3 separate regions of the Mus musculus genome follow, and all the other regions are linked to region 2. The links are chromatin loops, found by intact Hi-C in ENCODE. Cell type or tissue: gastrocnemius. All regions are shown on one strand.

What was found. A loop is a pair of places that touch in the nucleus more often than their neighbours do. Peaks named below come from ENCODE experiments on the same cell type or tissue, not always from the same donor. Only the 100,000 strongest peaks of a DNase experiment are listed, where the experiment ranks them.
Region 1: a loop joins it to region 2, with 2.3 times the contacts of the local background. A loop is called at or near these places in 7 of 42 quality-filtered maps.
Region 3: it touches region 2 in a loop (6-fold over the local background); 6 of 42 quality-filtered maps call a loop at or near these places.

Annotation. Positions count from the first base shown.
Region 1 is chr8:69,179,982-69,187,981 of GRCm38, forward strand. It overlaps Lzts1 (leucine zipper, putative tumor suppressor 1), which reads right to left and starts at 4,217. Exons shown (of 4, transcript NM_001370971.1): 1 at 3,993-4,217. In gastrocnemius, no CTCF peak of the experiment used is centred here; DNase peaks (open chromatin) are centred at 3,217 and 4,288; H3K4me3 peaks cover 1,846 bases; H3K27ac peaks cover 1,128 bases.
Region 2 is chr8:69,129,764-69,137,763 of GRCm38, forward strand. It overlaps Lzts1 (leucine zipper, putative tumor suppressor 1), which reads right to left. Exons shown (of 4, transcript NM_001370971.1): 4 at 2,896-6,396. The coding sequence ends at 5,740. Among named protein-coding and RNA genes, the nearest start is that of Gm39187, 24 kb to the right of the region's middle. In gastrocnemius, a CTCF peak has its summit at 3,143; DNase peaks (open chromatin) are centred at 1,480, 1,667, 2,086, 2,556 and 4 more places; H3K27ac peaks cover 2,798 bases.
Region 3 is chr8:69,203,578-69,211,577 of GRCm38, forward strand. It overlaps Zfp930 (zinc finger protein 930), which reads left to right and starts at 5,469. Exons shown (of 4, transcript NM_001013379.2): 1 at 5,469-5,582. The coding sequence starts at 5,580. It overlaps Gm39188 (a long non-coding RNA gene), which reads right to left and starts at 5,420. Exons shown (of 2, transcript XR_870488.3): 1 at 5,282-5,420; 2 at 2,799-3,122. In gastrocnemius, no CTCF peak of the experiment used is centred here; DNase peaks (open chromatin) are centred at 3,069 and 5,476; H3K4me3 peaks cover 1,710 bases; H3K27ac peaks cover 1,885 bases.

The sequences.
Region 1 (8,000 bases), 50 kb after region 2:
TTGGGAGGCTGGTCCTGGAGGATCATGACTTCAAGACTTGTGGGGAGGGAACAGACAGTTCAAAGCCAACCTGGGTTATATATGGTCCTGTCCCAAAAAAAGCTAAAAAGGAAAAAGAAACTCAAAAAAGTCTTGATACACATTGCTTCCCAGGCAGTTGTAGTTGGTGGTCATCAAGACCTCCCAACCTCCTCCTCACTGCTCTGGAGTTATCTAAGGAGGTGGAAGCCAGGATCTAGGGGAACAGAAGCCTACAAAGGTGACTCTGCCAAAGAGTCTGGGAGGCCAGCCCAGCTAGGCCTGAGTCTAGGCAAGGTCTCTTGCCCACCCCCCTAAAACTTAAAGAAGTCACTGTGGGGGCCAAACTGCAAACTTACTAGAGCTAGTTCCCTCCCACTTTTCATCCTCCAACTGCCATGAGGGGCGTGTAGAGCCCCAGAGGGTTCTCTTCAGCTCTCAGCTGCAAGCAGAATGCTGACCTTACTTTTCTACCTACTCTCTTGACACACCTGCTTAGGCTCATCTTCTAGACCAAGTCCTGACCACCTACCTCCTCTCTGGCATCTTCAGTTTACCTCCATCTTGAGACAGCTGTTGTACTAAAGTTAGTGTGGGATTGTTAGTTCAGTGGGATTATCTCTAATTAATTCTTTCTAACTAACATCACCAATTTTCAGCTCAGTGCGTTAGTTCGCCTCTTCAACAGTATCACTCATGTCTCTAGCACCTGACATGGGCAAGACCTTTAACAAATGAGAGCTGGGGGCATAGCTCAGTTAGAAGCACTTGCATGGAGCCCTGGGTTTGATCCCTAGTACTGAATTAATTAGGTATAGTGACACATGCCAATCATCTAAGTATTGGTAAAAGAAATTCAAAGTCATTCCTAGCTACATAACAAGTTTCAGGACAGCCTGAGCTACATGAGTCTCTGTCTCAGTTTTTAATGAAATAACAATGAAATTCAGGTTGTCAAGCATAAGAAATGTTCTCCCAAAGAAAAATTGAAATGCTCATGGGCTCCCGAGAGCATATGTGGTTATCACAATAGGAGACATCATTACCCACAATGCTAAGTGCATGTGAAGCATAAAGCAGGGCCACATTACCTCCCCAAACCCAACAGCAGTTCACATTCTCCAAAGAATCACCAGTGTCCAAAGTGTAGCACCAAGGAGATCCATTCAAAGGTGGCAAACTCAAAGTGCTGAGATGTAAATGGCCTGAAGAGTCCCCAGGCAGTTGGAATTTCCTTTTTTTTTTTTTTTTTTTTGCTAAATCCCTTACCATTCATTGTTCTGCAACTGCTTGCCTGAAGCTCTGAAGGCACAAACTCCAGACCCCAGGACTGAATTGGGTCTAGCACCTTCTCCTCCCATATTTGCTCTTGTGAGTTGACAAACACACAGAAAGAGTAGGTAGACACTATACTTTGAGCTGAGAACTCACTGTGGTTTTCCTCCCCAGAAACTCTGGAGTTCTTGGGGAAGCAATGAGTCACTGTGGTGGCAGCACCAAATGGTAGAAATATCTCAGAAGAAGAAATGGGATCTGGACCTAAGGGCAAGATGGTTGGGGGACTAACCTACAGAGGCAGATGCCTGTGGTTAAAACAATGCTGTGAGATTGGACGGCACTCTGTGGATAGTATTAAACTTTGTTACAATACTATTCATAAATGAACTGGACTGAAGTTGCTAAAAATAGATTATTTGCCATGACCTTATTTGGTATATTTCTTATTGTTGGGTTGTTTGTTATTGTTTTCTGCATTTGAGATTGTCTCAGGTAGCACAGGCTGATCCTGAACTTCCTATGTGGTCAAGACTGGCTTTGAATTTCTGATCCTCCTATCTCCACCACTTGGGCAAGGTTTGGTTATAATACTGTGCCACCATATGAAGGTTTATGTAGTGTTAGGGTCTCAAACACAGAACCCCTGAATTTCAAGGAAGCACTCGTTCAAGGAAACTAACCCCAGACTATGATATTCATTCCTGCTTCATTGTGGGTCCCAAAGCCTTGCGTTTTGTAGCATCCAATGAAAAGCTGTGGGGTGACTGTTAAACACGCCCAAAGGCATAAGAATACATTTTCAGGAACAGAGATCTACTTCTTCACCCATACATGCAGACATCTCGCTTCTTAACCCTGCATGGCAACTGAGCACTCTTCACACTCTCAGAGAACTGGCACACCCAGAGCACTCCCCAACAGCATACTTCTCCTACCTCAGCTCCTGCAACCATCAGAGGTAGATAGCCACACAAGGAAATCTCCTTCAGTCTCAAGAGTGCACAGACTGAATGGCTAAAGCAGGTTTGCCTTGCAGAGGGCGCCAAGACATAGGCTAGAAATAGGAAAGACAATCATCCTGAGCAAAAGCAAATGTCTGGTCCTTCCATGAACCCTCCAGGAAGGATGCTCTCATTCCCCCCCCCCCGCCATCTCCCCCTCCCCCCACACACAGACAGTTCTTCTCAACTCTAGCAGATGAGTGCTCTATACTCCCATCTCCACAGCTAAGACATGAAGTTTTGGATTTCATTAATGATGGACTTGGCTCTCATTGGTTATGGGATCTCAGGGAACACCCTTGCATTTTGGTGCCTCTGTTTCTTCACTGGCAGACACAGAGTAAATCACATCTCATACTAATGTGGTAGTTACGGTGTGAGGATAAAGGAGACAACAAATGAGATAACATCTATGATGCACTGAAAATGGTCAGAAGAAAGAGCTAGGTAAATACAAGGTGTGGGCCATTGCCTGATTAGGGTGCATTCTCTGCCCACAGACTCCTGCCCACATTCTGCTCTGTGCCAACCTTGAAGACTCTTACCCCTGTAAACTCTAACTTGGATATTCATGTGCATACACCTTTCAAACACCTCCATTTTCCTTCTGTCTGCCTGCAGAAAATTGTTTCTGAACTTGAAGGAAGCTCAGGTTACAAATCCTCAAAATCCCTTACCAGCAGCCCCCCCCCCCCCCCCGTCAGGATCTGGGTTCTGGGAGAAGTGCATGCGGGCAGCTCATCTCTCTGTGATGGGCTGAGACTAGATTGTGTTTCCAGGGAGGAGAGACCCTCTGGTGGAGAAGTCTCGATGACAGCTACCCAGAACCCAGAGCCTGCTCCTCAGCAATCCAAGGAGCATGCAGAAAACCTGAGGGCAGAAGGCATGGTTCTTGGATCCCTAAACATCTCTAGTGCTTGGGAAATTGAGGACTGACAACCCGTGGGTGAGCAGAATGCTCACATGTGCCACAGTTTAATCCCTTCCACTTGGAGCAGGGAAGGGAAACATCACCTGGTCCGTGGTGTTTGGGTTTCTATTGCTGAGTGAAGCCAGGGCAGATGAGAAGCAAAAACAGAGGGGATCTGATTCCCTGTGGTGAATGAGAAAAAGGAGTGAACTGAGGTGTGTCAGTGTGTGTCTATGTGTCTGTCTACCTGTGTATTCGTCCAAGCTCATTCCTATTCCTTCCAGACACATGTACCTCCAAAGTTCCAGCCAGCAAGGTAAAGTTCACTAGCCAGTCGCCAGCAGCTGGATCCTCTGTCTGGGGCCCCAGTCTCTGTGGCCTCACTTCCTCACCTCTCATTTCTTCATCTCTACATTCATGTCACCTAATGCACGTCTCCAAGATGAAATTCAGGTTTACGAGAATCCCCGGTCTGACAGACAAAGACATAAGGATTGACTGATGCACACCATTTCCTTCCGGCTGGGGTCAGATTAGAAATACAATCAGTGACAGGGAAGAAGACTCCCCCACACCTACCACTGCCCTTCACCCCGATAGTTACATGTAGAAACAAAGACACCTAGACAGACGCGGACACAGACAGACAAAGACCGACAGACGAGCGGACTCACTCCCGGGAGTGGTATGCTGTAGAAAGCGAAGTCTTCCCTGTGTCTGGGCCGTCCGCAGAGCTGTAGACCCTGCACGAAGGAGGAACAGGACCCTGGGTACCCGTACCTTACCTGTCTGTCCTCCTCCGCCTTGGGGATAGCTGCAAATGGCTGCAGATTTTGATTTTTCGGTGTATTTTGTGCAGTGCCCCTTTCTCTTTTTCTGGAGGGCTCCTAGAGCCGGCGGATCCCGCGTCGCTCAAGTCACACTCCCAGGAGCAGCAGAAAGACAGAGAAACTTTCGGACTGTGAGCTTGTCGGAGCCTCCCAGAGCCCGCCAGCTCGTCCGGGCGCTCTGGCCCTTGCGCTGGGTCCCTGGCCGCCGGCGGGGCGGGGTGGGGCGGGGCACGAGTGGGGCGGGGCCAGAGTCAACGACATTCATTGGCCCGCACTGCCTGCACCCTGTCCTGCTCTCTCCCCGGCCTTTGTTCCAGACTGACAGCTGGGGTTGCTCCGACCTCCTGGCTCCTCTGTGCCCAAAGCCCGCGCCGGTCAGGCTCGCAGTTTCTTAGCTCTCGTTTCATCACACTCGGGGGTTCCTGTCTGTTCAGCCTTTCTCTATCTTTCCTCATCTTCCACTGTCTCCTCGTTCTTGCTTTCTCTGTCTGCATTCTATTCGCCTTTGCATTTTCTTTACCCATTTTCTGCATTCCCTTCTTCTTTGCTACCTCTGCCTCTTACCGGTGATTTCTCCAGCCCAACTCCCAGCCACAACCCCAGCAAAAGGTTGAGTTTCTTGGTTTAAGGACCAAACTAACGGTCTAGAGGGGTTATGAGGGTATTGCTTCACCTTGCTGCGATTATAGACCAGAGAGCCCAGAGCCTCCTGACTTCAGTCCTCAAAAAGATCCAATTAAATTTTGACACTTCAGAAGCCTGAGTGATGCTAGCCAGTAATCCCAGGGACTTGAGAGAGGCTGAAACAGGAGAATTAAAAATTCAAGTCCTGCCTGGAGCACCGAAGTGTAACCTTGTTTCAAAATATAAAGTAGAAATATATAGGCAGGGCGGGCTGGATAATTAGCTCAGAGATAAAGGTTGTGGCCTTAATTTCGATCCCCAGCAGTAAAAGCATCAGCCATCCACCCACTTTTCACCACCTATCTGAGGGTACACTGAGGGTAAGATAGTGAAAAGCAGGCCAGTCTGAAGGCAGAGGCGCTGTCCAGAAATTGCCAGCTTTGCCCTGAAAGGGGCAGGTTAAGGGAAGGAGAGTAGGGATCACTAATAGCATGACTGAATCAGAGTCTTTCTGACACTCTCCTGCCCCAAACCTCTGCTGCTCCCTCCTGCTTTTGACCCTAGATTAATTTAAAGCTTTATTTAATTATGTAATTCTAGCTTCCTGAACACTAAAGAGGGAAAATAAATAGCCAGCCAGCCTGTAATCCCAGCACCTGGGAGACCTGGGAGACTGAGACAGGAGAGTTTATGCCAGACGTCTCTCTATCTATACGTTCCCCAGTTCCAGTTCCGAGTTCCATCCTTACTCCCACCTCTAACCACCACAGGCAGAATGATGCCTCTTTTGATGGAAGCCTTTTCTTCTTTCTGTGCCCCACTCATTGACTTGGTATAAGCATGTCTTCTCAGAGGTGTCTCAGGAATTTTGGTGAATAGGGAGGATACAGAACAATTGTTCTGGCTCTTGAAGGTAACAGTGGACTCCAAAGAGAGACTAAGGACGGTGGATTACAGATCTTTGTCAACTCAACTTTGTCCTTGGTCAAACTCAATTTTGTCACGATTGTGATATTCCAGAGAACTGGACAAAGGAGCCTATAGCTTTCTGGTTCTGGCCCTACCTTTGCTATTACAAAGTCATATCCTAGGCTAGACCTCAGTTTCCTGTTCTGCAAAGTGGGTATTACATATGGCACTTTTTTCCTTTTTTGAGACATATTCTCAGTAAGTAGTCAAGGCTGGCCTTGAGCTCACGACTTTTCTTTGGAGAGCTAGGATTACAATTGTGACTCATCATGACTAAGACACTTTTACTGTAGCACTGACATCTCTTTCAAATACACCGTGGGTAGAGAGCTGGGCATGCATACTAACCTATTGTGGCCCAGTTAGGTAGAAAGTGGGCAGTATTTGGGTGTGAGGTTGGAACTGGATGTACCATGGGACAATAGAAACAACCCATGGACAGGATACTTCAGAGGTAAAGGGAGGTGAGTTGAGAGTGAAGGAGGCAGACTGATGAGAGGAAGCCTGTGATGTACTTTGTACGTATGTGTGACGTGGCTGCACAGTTAAAACCTAAATAACATGACCACCAGCAAGACAAAAAGCTCAATTAGCTCTTTATTCCAAGGGAATGCTCTGCAGTGACTAGATGTGCCTATACTATACTCTTGCCCCAGTAGAATCCCCAAAGCGTTCCTCATACATCTAAGGCCACATGCCTCACACTTTCCTATGCCTGAGTCAGGTCTAGAAAGATGTGTCACCAAACCTGTTGTTATATTTGACCTCGGTCATCCGTGTTGGTGAACAAATGTTTCAGAGGATAGGGCAGGGGCCTTTTGAGTTCTGGTCAACTCTTTTGAGTCAACCTGGTATACCAAGTCAGAGGTTCCTTGATCTCACTAATCTGTCCTCTAAGATTCAGGCTCTGTGTTTTAACTTTGTGTGGGGGATTGAGTAAAATGGCTCCTATAATCTCATGTGTTTGAATGTTTGGTCCATAGGGAGTGGCACAATTAGGAACTGGGGTCTTGTTGGAGTAGGTGTGGCCATATTGGAGATGTGCCACTGTTGTGTTTGGCGGGGCTTTGAGGTCTTATTTATGCTCGAGCTGCCCCTGTGTGGCACAGAGGTTCCTTCTGTTTCCTTCTGATCAAGATGTGGAACTCTCAGCTTCTACAGCACCATGTGTGCCTGCACACTGCCGTGCATCCCACCGTGATGATAATGGACGAAACCTCTAAACTCTAAGTCAGTCCCAGGCAAATGTTTTCCTTTTAAGAGTTGCCATGGTTATGGTGTCTCTTCACAGGAATAAAACCTAACTAAGGCACTTGGCATCTCATTCTTCATCTCTAGAACCCATAGCTGGCCATGGAGGAACAGAACCTGATCAGCTAACAGGTAAGTCAGTGGTTTGTCTCTTCTGTACGTTTTCTCTTCTAAGACTGCATCCTTTTTTATTTGACAGCAAATCTTTAAAATCCAACACATGTAAATAGCAAGCATATATGCACATACACAAGTGCACACGCACACACACACACACACACACACACACACACATACACACACACTCCTTAAATAAATGCACTCAGGGGTGGAGTGTAATAGACAAGACAATATCTCAAAGGAGTGGTTGGTATCAGATTCAGGAGACAGACCTCTAGCCCCTTTGCTTCAAACTTAGTTTTGTCATATCCTTTTTGAAACTCACTTTTTCATGAGCAAATGGGTCTAGTAACACTTGCCCTATATTTCTGTCAAGGGGAACACTTTAAAGAATGCATAAAACCAAAGGGGGGGTTGAAAATAAAGCATCACACGGCCACTTAATATTATGTTAAGTCTAAAACTCCAAGGCCTTGTGTTTTAAGATAAGAAAGCTGACTTTATTTAAATGAGTCTGGGAACTCTCCAAATGTTGAAGAGGGGATATGATGAGGCTAAAAACGCAAGGTCTAAGAGATCCACAGACTGTGTTTACCCTGTCTCCCAGCTGCCTCAAGAACAGTCAAGAACTGTGGTTTTCATTCATATAAGGCTCTCCCCACCCTGTCTTAGAGGGGTGTCCTTAACAACCTCTGGGGTAGAAAGTGCTTTCAAGAGTAGTTTTTGTCGTTTAACTTGCACCAGATTGTGTGTTTCCTAATTTACATATACATTTATAATAATGGCTATGGTTATTACCATTATTATTAGGATAGTGTCACACTGTCCATGCTGACTTTGAACTAGTAACTGTCAAGAAGGATTACCTTGAAGTTCTTATCCTCCTGTGCCCACCTCCCAGGCACTGGGACTATAAGGCTGAGGCACCTCGTTTACATGTATTATCCTCCAGGAAGCCTTTTCATGTACATACAAGATGGAGCCAGACTATGGAGAAAT
Region 2 (8,000 bases):
AGAGGAGTCTGCAGGTGAAGTTAGCCAACCCAGATTCTGCAGTTAATCACGGTGCCATGCTGTGGGGTTTAGAGATGAGGCCAGCACTGAAGAGCAGACTGGGCTCCTTTGGATGTTGATGAAAGAAAAACCCCTCAGGATTGGTTAAACTTCTTTTAGGGAACCTTCTGAACCTTGTGGCTGTTTGCTGAGACACATGTAAGACTCAGAAAACAGGGAATCTGTGAAGACTGCCAAGAAGGCTGAATTTCTGATCTGATCGGTGGGAGCCATTGGAGGGTTTGAGAAGAGAAGAGGATTGATGGAAGGACTTTGAGGAGCATACACCTGTTAGCAGGCATGGGTTAATGGGCTAGAATGGGGACAGAGAGCAAGTGGAGTCAGTCATGGGGTCAAGGTGATCTGGCCTATGGCTAACCAGCCCTTCTGACCTTAAAACCCATCAGATATCTGCTGCTATCTGGGCCTTGGTTTTGTATCTACTAAAGACAGAGGGCTATATTCCTAAGTGTCTAGGATATCTGGAATGTTTTCTGACTCCCTGATAGGCTCAGATGAGGAAGGGGTGAGCTTTAAGGAATGGCCTGGGTAGAACAGAGCTGTGCAGGAAGTATGGATCATACAACAGGCTGAGCTAGTGTGGCTAACACCTCTCCAAGCAAACAATAGTAACAATATGCATGGATGAATTCCTTGAAGGCCAACATTTCCTTGTCAAATTATCCAATGAAGGCTGGGGTAAATCCCAGTGCTAGAGCACTTGCCTACTGTGTGCAAGGCCCTGGGTTTCATCCCCAGAACTGATTTTTTTTTAAATTTATTTATCTAGAAAGATGCAAAGGAGCTGTGTTGACTTCAGCTTCACTGCAAGGATGACACCACATCACCAAACTTTCACTTTCATGCATGGAAGAACACATGAAATACCCGAAGCTTTCCAATGGAGGTGATAGAACTTGTTTTAGACGGAAGGCTGGTGAGGTTATAGGTTATCCAGGTGCAGACCAGGGTTGAGGTGGTGGTTGAGGGGATGGGGGGCGGGGGGGGGGCAGTACAGAGGGGGATAGCAGCCCAGAGCACAGCAGTCAGAGGAGAACTGCAGGTTCCCTCACTAGGAAGGTGTCTACTGAGGCTCTGAGCCAAGAAGAGTCCTTAAGAAAAAGGACTTGAGGGGAGATCCAAGGTGAGATTTTCCCTTTTTCTGAACCAAGGGCCTTGCCACATCCCCTTCAGACACATCACTGTCTACACAGCCAGCATGTGCCACCCTGCTTATGATCCTTGAAAAGCCTGTTTGCTTGTAGAATGCAAACTCCCCTAAGAAAGGATTCTTTCATTAGGTTGGTTTTTTTTTTTGTTTTTTTGAGACAGGGTCTCTTTTATATCGGCTTCTGTTTAGAGCAAGCTGACCTTGAACTCCTGCTGAGAGTGCTGGGAGTGGTGGCACTGTGCCTTTGATCCCTGCACTCAGGAAGGAAAGGCAGGCAACACTTGGGCTGGGGAAAAACTTGGAGACAGCATGGCCTTCCAGAATTAACTGAGTAAAGTCATGCTGCTGAAGATGTTCAGGGAGGATCTCGGACTGCTCGGTCTCCCTCCTCACACATGGTGTGCACAGACTTTAAGACAGTCGGATAAAAATACCTGCTGCAACTGTGCAGTCTGCGCAGCCTGGTGGAGGCTGAGGCTGGGTTGCTTGCTGTCAGAAGTGTTCTCTCTCCCCCTCCCCTGTTTGGATCAGAATGGGATGAGGAGGTGGTGTGGAGAGACAAACTGCCCCCCACTTTGCTGTCTCTCTGCAGTGAGGCAACCCTGGCAGAGTTCTGCTTTTGTATATGAAAATAAATAAATCTTTTTTTTTAAAAAAAAAAACCTTTTAAGTGTTACGGTTCTTGGGGTCAGGGTGCTGGCAGGGCCTCTAAAGAAATAAATCCCTGATGCATATCATGAGGGTCATTTGCCTGGTCCTGGGTGGTTCTGGCTGTGATGCTGGTGTACGTTCTTGCACAGCAGAATAAGAGGTTTCTGACGTGGCAACCCAGGGCTCCCAAGAATGTTAAAGTGGAAGCTGCCAAGACTTTTGAGCTTATGCTAAAGTTGGCAGCTCGGCTGTCCTGCCTAATTCCTCTGGACCTGCCCCCAGTGAAAAGGAGGAGCCAGTCATCCAGTGTCACGTTCCTGTAAGGCTCTTAAGAATAGCACAGTCCTAGCTGGGGCTAGGAAGAGCTCTTGCAGCCTTCACTGACCTTCTCTTCCCCAGAGGCATTGTTTTATACCTATAGGCCTTTAAATCTCTCTATGTATCCCTCTCTCTTCTGTTACCATAGTGGCTATCTTTCGGGTTTAGGATTTGAATTCAAAACTGGGAATGCCCATCAAGGTGAACTGGAGAGAGAGAGTGTGTGTATGTGTGGTGGTGGTGGTGGTGGTGGTGGAAGGGAGTAGTTAGTACCAGGCAGGCAGGACAGATGGTGGCTGTACTAACAGCACTCTCACCTAGGGGCCTGGAGGAGTGACAATAGTTACTCTACTTCCTTGCCAAAAAGCCATATGCACTGGGCCAAAGGCTGGCCAGGAGGCTAGCAGCTGGTGGAGGGAGGAGGGGAGAGGCTGGGGTTAGGAAGGGGCAGGCTTTTGAAGTCACTGCCCCCTGGTCTCCTCCCTCCTCCCCTCTGGGTCAGCCCAGAGGCTGACCATGTCACAAGTAAGATCACCAGACTGGTGAAGGTTCCCCAGGTCACAGGGCTGCCTTCCTCAAGGGGTCTAAGTGAGGAGCACCCCAGCTGGCACAAAGGGACAAAGGGACACTGGCTTTGTGGTTCCAAAAGGAGAGACCACCAGGAGTTGCCTGCATATCATAGTAGAGGAGCAGAGATTAGCTTGAAGAGACAAAAGTGACCGTGAAGACATGAGAAATGGCATTCTTTATTCATAAATAAAAACATAAAATTAGCAGAAATAGTTTACAGAGCCGACAAAGAACTTCAAAAATAAAACAAAATGAAGCCATCAAGAGCAAAGCAAACCAGAAACAAGGAAGAGAAAAAGAACTGTGTACGTAGTCTTCCAAACGCCAGTCCATCCGAAGCAGCCTGCTGAGGGCTCCAGTGCTCAAAAGGGAAAGAAAGCAGTCTCCACTGAGGGGCACTGTGGCCTTAGGTGGCATCTGAGGAGATCTCAGGTCCTAGGGAAATCTCTGGTCCAGCCTGGCTTTCCCGTGGACATCTCTCTTACCTGAGACACAGCCCAAGCTGGAGCCAGGGACGAGCAGATCAGCAAGTGTCACTCAGAGAAGTGATGCCAAGACCCCTGAAATGTCATCATGCTAAAGCTCAAGTGTACCTAGAGAGGACAAAATCAAGCAGGGAGGTGCCCTGTGGGAGTCTGGACACTACAAGGCCCTTTCTTCCTTCAGAGAGCAGCAACACTCTGGAACCAGACACCTCTGGGATGCAGTATGGGTCCGAGAGACAAAGCAAGACAGGCTACTCGTCTGCCCTGAACCCGCACACCTGAGTCACTGTTCCATCTAGCCATCCATCATGGGCATGGACCACAAACTGTGAGGATGCTTTAGGACAGAAAAGGAAAGAAAGCACACAGGAAGGCAGGCAAGGATGTTAGGTTATAGCACAGTTGCATCCTGGAGCTACCTTGGGATCTCAGACTGATAGCAGACTTGGGAAGGTATCTGCCGTCTTAAAGGTTAAACAATTCCCAGGCAGAGGTCTCAAAGATGATCAGGGCAGGGCTACTGGGCAGTGATGTGAGCAGAACCCCCGGTGAGTAGAAGGCACCCTGTGCAGATACAGAGCACAGGCCTGCTTCTTCCTGGGCAAGGACTCCATGGCACAGAAGTGGACTTCTGGCTGTTCTTTCAGGGGAAGGAGTCCTTCAATCTAGGGAGAAGCAGCTAACCCCCACCTTTCTTTCCTTCTGTTGGACAGTCTCAATAGGAAGGACTCAAACAAGGCACAGACTGGTACACAACAAAGAACTGAGGCCTGGGCTTTTAAACTGGGCTGTGACCTGTGCCCAGTGAAGGGTATGGCCCTGCATGTTGGGGGAGTCATCTTTGGCCTGCAGATTCCAGGTTTAAATGAGCATGTGACTATGAGCAATGGTAGACCAGAGATTGTGTGCCATTGAAAGTCAGTAGCAGGAGAGGGCCACCCTAACCCCAGGAACAGAAAGCAGGACCACCTATGGAGGAGGCACCTAGCCTGCAGACACTAGGAAGGGAAAAAAGCCCATGGGAAGACAAGGTCACTAGGGCTGGGATCCACCCAGGGACTCTTAAGGACCAGCATTAGGGAGGTAGAACACTGATTGGTTCCTGGACTACCAAGCATGTAGACCCTCCCTTACATCTCTTATATCCTGGGCCCCACCCACCAGGCAAGCACATGGCTTAGGAATCCAGCAAGGGCTGGGTGCCCTACCAACAACAGCTGTGGTAAGGGCCAAAAATAGAATATGGAGCAGCTTGGCTGCCTGCTTGATCTGGCTTGCTTTGGAAAACACAGAATGGAAGGGGGAAGGTGAGAGAAGATAATTCCTTCAACTAAGCAACTGCACTTCCCTCTGCCCCTAGATCTGGATATCTTCAAAAGACAAGGCCAGGCGCCCACAGGCTCACATGCTGCTTTCTAGACTAAATTCTTACAACATGGGGTGCCGCCACATGGAGGGAGGAGAGTGGGTGGCTTGGGATATTTATAAGGCTCTTTGTATGCACCGCATATCTCTCCTACCTGGACTGCAGCCTATTGGCACACTAGTGACCCTTCCCAATCTATGGACTCTGAAGATTCTATAAGGGGAAGAGCTACTGCTGACTTGGGCCACAGACAAGGGAGGCTAATGCCCAGATCCCATATACACTATCTAAGTGGATGGGCTATTCTGGATCCAAGCAAGAACCTGGTGTTCAGAAAAAAAAAAAAAAAAAAAAAAAAAAACCACTCCACATTGGCTACTGAGGAGGATATCCTGGCACAGCTGGGAATCTATGTCTTATGTCATTTCCCTGTACCCCACCCAGGACCCCAATGCCTATGGCTTTAAAAACAGTGGTCACTGAGGTCAAAGGGGCTACGCAGCTCATTTTAGACTCGATTCCCTATCTGCTTTGGTTCTCTCCCTTCACCTCCCACCCAGACCTCTTGAGACCTATGACGGTTCTGTAGTGCCGGACTGTCCATCTACCCCTTGCTCCCATGACTTGCTGGCTCAACTATGTGGCGACACAACTCCTCCACCTCCACAGACAGAAGAACAGGCTGTAGTGAAGGCAGGGTCCAAGGCTTCTGGTTACACATGGCTTCTTTCTATTCCCAAAGGCACCCCAATATGACCAGGGGATCGTAGGGGCTCAGGGGTGACAGGGAAAATGTTTCTGTCCTTAGGTGGCCAGTTGGCCTGTATGGCAGTTGCTCCCTTTCCTGATGGAGTGTTTTTCTCACTACTTTGAATGAGACCAAAGTTGAGAGAAACCTCAACCAGCTCCCTGAGCACATCTCTAGGAGAGCTTGGGGTTAGCAGATCAAGGTGTTATAAGCAGCAGGGTTAGTTAGGCTGAAAAAGGCAGGAGGGGAGAAAGGCTATGTGGTGACCCCTAATCACCATCTGGCCCCAGAGGTGGCTTCTCTCAGAGGGGCTCAAAATGTCTCTTTGAACAGGCTCAGCCCTCCCTGCTTTCTGGGTCCAGTCCCCAGCCCTCCACCCCTAGGCAGCCCCTCAGATCTCAGTGGCTATGATGTCCTCGTAGGGGATGTCAGCTCCCTCCAGGTCAATTTCAAAGGGTTCCCCTGGACCATCCCCACGGGCCAGCTGCTGCAGGGCCTTCTCTAGACGCTGGTTGCGCTGGTACATGGCCAAGTAGCTCTGCTGCAGCTGCCTTTGGTACTGGATCACTTTCTCCTTCTCTTCTTTCCACACCAACCGCTCATGCTGGAATCCCGAGGACATCTGGTCATGGCCTTGCCTCTCCTCCTTCAGCTCGGCCCGCAGCCGATCCAGCTCCCGCTGCAGAGCAGGGATGTCCTCTGAGAAAGTGAGCCCAACCCCTGGAGGCCCCAGGGGTGCCGGATGCAGAGCAGCCTGGGCCCGTAGCTCCATCAACTCCTGTTCTAGAAGGTTCACCTTCTCTCTCAGCAGTTCTGCCTCATTCTTCTTGCGCTGCAGTTCGTTCTCACAGACCTCCAGCTCCAGCCCTTTGGTGCGCAGGGCACTCTCCAAGTCCTGTGTCTTCAGCTCCATTCCATCCAGCTTGCCCCGGGTATCCTTCAGCTGTGCCTTCAGACTGAGGATCTCGCTGGCCTTAGTGTTCACCTCTAATTGGGACTCTTTGAGCTGTTGCTTCAAAAGAGAGATCTCACCTGACTTCTGGCACACCTGTCAAGGGTGGGGTGAGGAAGGGTGAGAATCAATGCCAGAAGTGATTGGCACTATCCGAACCAAGATGACATCACTATTTCCTAAAGAGTTCAGGCTGCTCCTGACAAGACACCACAAACAGTTCTTTTGCAAGTAGACAACCTGTTTTTCTTGCATGCGTTTCCAAGTGCCTCCCTCACGTCCGGTTCAGGCTCCGCATGCCAAACCCAAGGTTCTAGGCAACTCAGTAATCACCTGCTTACTCTATCCACTGCTTCCAGCTCTACCACCTACCTACCTTTAACACCAGGGATACTGGCCTCAGGGAGCAAACACCCAAACCTTACCTAACCCTGCATTCATCTCTCAGGTAGGACCATTTCACCTTGTCCTATTATGCCCCAAAAGCTAGCCATACAACCTGGCCCACAGGCCATGTCCAGTATCCATCTGCCAAACAATGAACTGTGGTCTTCCTCCCTTCCTGGCTTCTCCACCACTTCAACATCCATTGATCCTCAAAGTTGGACTGGAGTTGGGTCAGATCATTGTGTCTCTGGGGCTTTGGCACTTTGAGGCCATAAGCATTATTTGGGGTCATGCTATGGTTTGGAGTGGTAGTACACACCAGCCTATACATATTAAGCCTGTCTCAGATACCTCTTCCCAGTTCTGACTAAAAAAGAGCTGAAATGGCTCACAGGGCAAAAACATGTTTGTCTCCATGCCTGATGAGTTCCATCCCTGAGACCCACATGGTGGAAAGAAAGAACCATCTTTGAAAAGTTGGCATTTGACCTCCACATTTGGGCTGTAGTATGTACATGTCCCTTCCCCCAATAAATAGTAAAAATGTGAACTTCTGGCCCATATTCTTATAGTTGAATCTTAGCATCTATATTTTATATGTATAAGATGCTGGCCAAATCACTTAGCCAGCTATCATAGCTAATTGGTGTGTCAGTTTCCTTAATTACAAACTGAAAAACTGTAACATTCTTACATCACAATATGATTATAAGGATTAGATGGAAGAACATAGCATTTTCTAAAGTCTCTGTAAATTAAATGGATTTATAACAATATTTCTGTCATTAGTTATTACCCTTTCATCATCATCGTCATCGTTGCTGTTTTGCTAAGTATACTGACAAGCCGAGGTGGGACTGAGATCATGGCAATATCCACTTAGTTCCAGACTGGACCATAAGGATGAATGACAAAGGTCAACTCCCAGTACTTATCTCTGAGATGCAAAAAAATGTTCCTTTCTCCACCTTTCTTGTGACTACTTGTCACTTCACAGGGTGGGAGGACAGGAAGCTCTTAGCAGTCAGGGCAGTGGTGCTGATAGTGAGCCACTCCATCCAGACCTGATGCTAATCCATATGAATAGAACATCTTCATCTTTCCTTACAGAGAAGTCTCTGGAGTGAACAACAGCACGGATGTACACATACTATCCCTGCCTGCCTGGGCCTGCTGGGAGTGTGTGTGTGGGTGTACTACTCAGGGATGCTCTCCTACTAGCAGGAAACATGTGGGGACCCTGACTGCTCTCCAGCTAGGCCAGACTCACATGAGTCATTCCAAAGTGACTAGAGGGCTGGTGGAGTGTTTCT
Region 3 (8,000 bases), 74 kb after region 2:
CACAAACAGAGCCTTTCTCCCTATGGTTGATTTGGTCGGGCTATTTATACAAGTAAACAAACAGGAATAAGTAAATAAAATGGAACTAGAATAGGAGTTGATATCAGAGATGTGTGGCTGCAGTTTGGACTAATGTGATTTTTGTGGAGTCTATGCTTCCAGATAATTTTGTGAGCAGATAGTGGAGGTGTTTTGAAAACAGGGCTGTAAATGCTGTTGAGTGCTGAGAGATCATGGAGATCATGTTCTTTTTTTTTTTTTAGTTTTTGAGACAGGGTTTCTCTGTGTAGCCTTGGCTGTCCTGGAACTCACCCTCAGACCAGGCTGGCCTCGAACTCAGAAATCCGCCTGCCTCTGCCTCCCCAGTGCTGGGATCAAAGTGCACCACCACTGCCCGGCGATTTTTTTTAAGGTTGGAATATGACACAGATAACTACTTATTCTGTTTATCAATGGAGATTTTTCCCATTAAAATAAAGACACCTAAGTTTTTTTTTTTTTTTAATTTGGAGTACAAAGAAAATAAAGCAAAGCTTCTCTTCTTCATTTACCCAGACATAAACGTTAATAGCAATTGGCAGTGTCTACTGCTGCTCACCCAGACATAAATGTTAAATGGCAGTGTTTACTGCTGGACAACCACAAACTAGGTCTCACCTCAGTGTACTTGACATGTAAGCACAATCTCCCATTACTCACTCTGCATAAACACTAATCTCATATATCTTCTGCAAATCAAGCCAATTCCCACTACCTTGACTTATGGGGAAATTTTCTTTATATTCTGATCACAACATAATAACCATTTTCTGATGCACTGACTGGTTGTACTAAACTCCAGTACAACTAATTTTTTTCCCAGTTTTTTTCCTAATTTATTTTAGGTTTATATGTGTTTTGGCTGCATGTATGTCTATGCTCCGCATGCATGTCTGGTACTTGCAGACACACACACACACACACACACACACAGAGCACTCATAGAAGTCATTTGGAAACGAGAGGTAAATGTGGTACTTCTTTTCTTTGGAGCCGCCTCTTTTCCTAGCAAAGCATACACTGTCTCTTGGAATATGGCACATGAGAATTTTAGTACTGTACTGGTTAAATTTAATTTGTATAGTTGAGAGAGATGACTTGAGATTAAAGATAAAAGAATTCTCTTTCTGTAATGGAAACTCTGACATCTGCCTTAATTGGTAACATTGTTTCTTTTCTAAATAAACCTATGTAGCAATCACTGTTGATAGGTATACCCCAAATCTACCAAAGTTATAATTGTCTGACATTACCTTGAAATTTTCACTTTGGAAAAATAATCTTCCCAGGACATATAGCAATAAGACAGGATGTGATACCCGTGGTTTCCCTTTGAAGTCCTAAATAGAAGTTACAACTAAGATAAGCAATGGTTGACAAGTTGGACCACACTTCAGGAGTGCAGGCTGGCTATAGATATGATGCTGAAACTTTGCTTTGAAGATTAAATGTAAGACTATTACATACAACATCACAAAAATAGAGCATTGGTAGATAGAAGTATGGCTAATATTCTGTGGCATTGTATGTTGGAAACATAACAGTCTCATTTAAGATTATGGTAGAATTTGGTCAGCTACAAAATCTCTGTCACTATCTAAGAGTTGAAGGAAGATGTGTTGATTAAAAAAAAAATGGCTTCCATAGTCTTATTTGTTTCCCAGTTGGTGGAACTCTTAGGGAAGGATTACAGGTGTGGCCTTTTTGAAGGAGGTGTATCATGGGGCTGGGCTTATTGGCTATGAATGCCTCTGGCCATGCCCAGTGTATTCTCTACCTCATACCTAAGGTTCAAACTGTGAGCTCTCAGGTCTTCCTGCTGTTATGTGTTTATTATGTGAGCAACGTCTCTGACTCTGGATCTATAAGCCCAATACTTTCTTTTATAAATTGGCTTGGTCCTGGTTGAGTTTTATAATAGCAAGAGAAAGGTAACTATACAGAAGTGTTCTGTGGAAGATCAGAACACAGAAAAATCTCCCCTTCCAAGTAGAGGAACCCAGGAAGGGGTGTGTTTTAACTGTAGCTCTAGAGCAGAGGTCTTACACTCTCCCAATTCCCCCATGCTCCTTTTCCTCTATTATTTAGTTTTGTTCTTCTTTCCTTGTGTGTGTGTGTGTGTTTGTGTGTGAGTGTTATATAGCACAGGCTTTCCTCAAAATTACAGTAATTTTTCTGCCTCTGTGACCTGCTTGCTGGGATTAAAGGAATGCAAAACCACACCAAGCTTGAAAAAAATAAGCTTTATGGTGCCAGGTGTCTCCCCTCACCCCTTCCTCTTTTTCTTCATTTTAAGAAAAAGTATTTCACTTGTATTTCATGTATATGGGAGTTTTGCCTGTTTATGTGACTTTGCCTCATTCCTGCTTGGTGAATTTATGGCTGCCTAGGAGGTGAACAGATTTTTTCAGATTCCTTGAAGCTGGAGTTAGGGATAGATGTGAGCTGCTGAGTGTGCTGGGAAGGAAACCTGGGTGCCCTCAGAAAATCGGCAGTGTTCTCAACTGCTCGTGTATTTTCCCATCCCTAGGTTTCTAATCTTTATAATACTTGCTGTCCAAGACAGCCTAGGTCATTAGAGGGGTTAGACTCCCACTGTTCATTAAACAGTTCAATTCATCTGTAAGTCAGAGAATCTGCCTGAGGCAGGAATACGCTCCCTAGTTGGCCACTTAATGCAATGTAATCATTCCTGAAACTATATACACACAATAAACAACAAACAAACAAACAACAACAACAACAACAGACTCAGCAGGTTGTAGTCATATATTAAGAGTGTACTTACTCATGCATGACAAGGAAGAATTTGGGAAGGGAAGGAGGGAGGACAAGGAAGGGTGTATGAGATGCAATATATTTCAATGAACAAGTACAAAAGTAAACCTTAAATTCAAAGAAGAGGGGCTGGAGAGTTGGCTCAGCAGATAAGAGCACTGAGTGCTGTCCAGAGGACCCAGGTTCCATTTCCGTAACACATGGTAGCTAACAATGTGCTGTGACTCCAATGGTTGGTATCTTCTGCCCTCTTCTGGATGCTGCCGGTACTGCGTACAGACACAACTAGGCAGATACCCAGGTAACTAAAATATAAAATAAAGGGTAGAAAAAGAAGGATTAAACCTGGATCCTCTAGAAGAGCAGCCACCTCTCTAAACTGTTGAGCCATCTCTCCAGTGCCTTGACGTGCTATTTCAGTGATGTGGATACCAATTAATGTCTAAAATCTCTCCCCATTCATTTATGAAGAAAAATACTCAACATACTCTTTGGTGTTGTCACAGTCCTAAGACAGACAGCAGCTAGGGTTAGTTAAAATGAACTCTTTCTGGTCCTGCATGGAAGCAGCTGTGGCCTTCCTCTGAGCCAGCCTGCTCAGAGGCAAAAGCATAGAATGCTCTTCTGAGCATAGAATAGCTCAGCATAGCTGTTCATCTAAGTACGTCTACTGTGCAAATAGGTGACTTTTCCTGTATGTTTGCGAGAATTGTTGCATTGATATATCTGCCTTTAAGAGCATACATCATAATTAATAGGTAGTATTGGCCATAATTAACAGGTAGTATTGGCTCCTAAGTAAGCTACATTCACAGTGTCATTTACTTGTGAGGAACCTACCTGACTTCAGTTTGAAGGCAGGAGCCATTATGCTGTATTGCTCAAAATACCCCATTTACTGATTTGCTCTATTTAAGTCTTTTTCTTGGAGCCTGATCTGCTTGACCCCTGGCCTCTTCATATTTCTGAGAACATCCTGAACATACCTGACCCTCTATGGTGACCACATTTTTGTTCCTTTGGTTGTTTATTCCTGTATTTTCTTATTGTCTCATTGTCTGTTTTCTGTAAACCTGTTTGGCAGAAGCTTGTGATTTTACTACTTAAAAGAGGCACTAGAAGTGGATTCAGGTCTGGTTTCCTTACAGCACTTAGGATCCAGTTGATGGCCAGCTCTTAGGTGGTTCAAGTTGTCTCAAAATCGTGGTAGTGGTCTTATTCTCCCTGGGTTCAATTAACATATGAGTTTCAATTATGACCTTGAGGTACAAGATGAACGTGCCAGAGACATTTCCTTCTGTCTTTTAAAATAAATTGTATATGTTCCTGTCCAACGCTGAGCTAAGAACACCACCAAATCAGGCAGAACTCTACGCGAATGTGTCCAGGCTCTCTAAAGAAAACCCCCATGCTTCCTGTCTTTTATTTTTGTTAAATGATTTCCCTGCTTTCTGCTGGTAAGAAATATTTCCAAGTTTTTCTGTCTTGTCTGTTATGATGGCTATTCTTGGTAGACAAACTGACTACAAATTAACTAAGACCCAAAAAGTTGCATATACCTGTGAGAGATTTTTCTTAATTAAAACTTATGAAGTGGGAAGACGCTTCTGGGTCTTTTGAGGCGATAAGATCCACCTTTAATCTGGGCCACACCTTCTGGTGACAGTCCACATAAATAGAGAAGAAAGAAGCTCTCTCTCTCTCTCTTTCTCTCTCTCTCTCTCTCTGCCCTATCTTTGGTTAGCAAGTTCATTCCTTTAGAGCCTCCTTCTTTGAAAATGTGGTATACAGTGAAGCCCAGCTTAGACACGCAGCCTCATGGACTGAACTACTGGATTCTTCCAATTTTAGTTGCTAGACAGCACTTGTTGGTCTAGCTGGACCACAGCCTGCGAGCCGTTTTAATAAATCCCCTTTCTACATACAGAGAGGGAAAGAGACGCTCATTTTTATCATTTCTGTTCATCTAGAGAACCTTGACTAATACAGCTGCGTTTTCTCACCTTAACTCAGAAAAATGTTAGGAATAGTGTTCATAAACAACATTCTTCCTCGAACCATTTCTTTCTAATTATTCAAGTTACCGTGGAGACTACACTTATCATTAGTGTTAATTTGTCAAGAGATAGACCTGAATTTCAGGAAGAAAACTCCTATAGGGATGGATCCACCATCCAGCCTTCTTGTGGGAGAAACACATTTCATTGTGTTTGTGATGTGGTTCCAGGTTTTCTCTCAGGATTGTCCAGTGTACCTTTGCCAGCCAGGTAGAACGTAGCTGTAGCTCACCTGACCTCACCGTGAACCCACAGAACAAACATTTGTTTTCTAAAATCTCCTTAATTATTAATATCGTGGGCACCCTTCCACTTGTGGGACAGGAGAAACACTCCACTCCACATTTTGTAATGTGCTATTTAAACTAGCTACCTTGTGTCAAGGAGGAAAAGGGGAAAGTGCCTACCACGCAAGGAAAGATAGAAGTGAAGCTACCTCAGGTCAAGAGCAAGGACTCCTGAAATGCAAATATCTGCAACAGGAAATACTGTTCTGTGCTGTTCCTTAAACTCCAACGCCAAAGGAGGGACTCTTGTCACTCAGGCCTCATCAGCCAATGAGAACCTGCAGTCGGAGCGTCATCGGGGAGGCGGGCTCTTCCGGGCGCCAGGCTCCAGGCTCCGTTCCGAAGCTGGGAAAATGCAAGCGGTTCTTTGCGTGTAACAGGATCTGTGAGGGGTGCACGCGAGCTTGGAAGCCACGCTATGGTGAGCAAGGGACCGCAGTCTTGGGAGAAGTGGGCTGCTGAGCCTCGGCATCCCTTTTGGTAGGCTACCCTTGGACTGGATGGAAGCTAGTGGGCCAGATGTGGAGTTGTATGAAGTCCCATGCGGTCTCTGTAGTTCCCTGTACCAAAGTGGTGACCTCTGAAGAACTTCACCCTGTGGGCAGCGTCTGTGTAGAGCTTTGGGGACATGGTGTGTGCGTAGAAACATCTTTGTAGCCAACATCACCGTGCTTCTTGTGCATCAGAGGACGGCAGGTTGCCGTTTTAGTTTAGCTAGCATCTCTAGAATTTCTGTTCTTCGGATTTCACATTTGGAGTTAATTTTGTGGGTATTGTGCATGGAATCTTATGTGTTGGTAGCACTCCACTATTTTGCTGAGATGATAATGCAAAGGATTTACCAATGCTTCGGAGAGAATAAGTCACACAGAGTAGAGTTTAGCTAAAGGTGGGCTGCCTCTGAAACACCCAAAGATATAGTGTATTAATGAGGTCTGTAAGAGATGAAGTGCTAGATACGCATGTTTGTTCACCAGGATTGTCTAGACATTTGGCTCCAACCATAAGGAAGGAGACAACCCTGATCTTAAACAGCCGCTAGACCGATGCCCTTAAGAAGTGGCAGGAGACCAAGAAGCTGCTCAAAGGAGCAGGTAGGGTCATGTAACCAACATTAAGGCCTGGTGTGCCATAAAAGTCCTGTTTTCTTCTTAGGCAGTGGCTGCTTTCTATGGATCCTCTTATATAGATGCAGCCAGTTGTCCTTTTGTTAGCAAGCCAGACAGCAGTATGGTCTTCACTGTAGCAGCATCAAGATCTCGGCCTGCCTGCTGTGGGCCTCTGCGTTTATTAGTTATAAGGAGCCGTCACATCATTACTACATTATCTGCTACACACAGCGCTGACCTGAGCTGGAGAGCTGACCTGAGCTAGCTGCTCCTCAGCTTAACACCCAGCTCAGTCCTCTTCTAACTTCTTAGTGTGCTCTCTATGATTTCCCACCCCAGCTTTTATCTTTTCTCCTTTATACTTTTATAATCTTTCTCAGTCTGGCATATTCACCTAGGGACCCTGACACTGAAGAATGGTCTACTGTTCCAGGATACTGGTGTACTTAAGAAATAGTCCTGGGAATACTTTGTTGTGTAAGCCTCTCTTCTGCCTAAGTAACCACTTAGCAACTTAAAATTGGACTCTCCTGTCTCTATGTGAATTGTTCAGCGTGTAACCTGGGGCCTGACGCAGCATATGTAGGATGGAAAATGTGTCCTAGGCTGGCTCCTCTTTGAGCACCAGCCAGTGCTGTATGCATGCTATTCTTCAAGAATTTTTCTTCATTAATACCTTACGTTCATCAAGTTATTTCTCTCTGGGCAGACACATTAATTCTAGAACACCTGTACCTCCTGCAGAAAAATGTTTCTGAGGCTCTGTCTGTTACATTGTTTCAGGTAGCCTTGACCCTAGATACAGACAAGTCTATATGTCCACAGGGTATATATCTTGCTGTCCACTTGACTAAAATTAAAATTCTAAAATTCTTAAATTAAGGGGTTATACCATCATAGAGTTTTAAAATGACCAATTTGAGTCACTTAGACCACAAGAATCATTTAAGCAGTAGTAAAAGGATTTGTGTGTGGAGCATGGTCTCTACTTTCAGACCAAAATAGGAGCAACAGTTTATTGTATACAGTGCAGGGGGAAATGGGGAAGGCAATAGCTAGATCACAGACTGAAGTTTAAGGCAGTCAGCTCCAGTAGTCCCATTATGAAGAAGGTCCTGATTGAAGTAGGAGGGTGGTTTTGTAATTTTTCGACATGTATTGATTCATGCCATGTGAACGAAGACAGATCAGATTGGTGGGTGTACAATTTGGGGAGGTTACCTTGAGCCAGTTGATATCGAATTTCCAGCTAAGGAACTCTCCTATGCAGATATGTGCAATCCTGGTTGAAATAGTTAAGCCAGCTCAGAGGTTTGAGATATAGGCCCTCACTGCCTGTAGCTGAGTGTGTCAGGTTACAGACCCCAGCAGCTAATATTGTGTACAGGAGCAAGGTCAATTATTAATTCTCCCTGCCCCTCCCTCAGATCCATAACTTTATTTGCTTTTAAAAAGAAAATTAAAGCAGTTCCCGACACTTGCTAGTGGTCTTTGTGTCTACACAGCCTGTGATTTGTGAAATAGAATAGAAAAAAAAAGTTAAAATATATTAGAGCTTTGAGAGGGCCCTAGATCATTTAATGTCTCATTCTGTATATGAGAAAATTGGAACTCAGAGAAGTTCTGGGACTTTACTAAGACAATATCCACTTCTTCATCACAGAATTGCTTAGTGTTGAGTTTGCTACCCCACCTTAACTCTGGGAACCTGTGTGCTACCAGCCCCCACC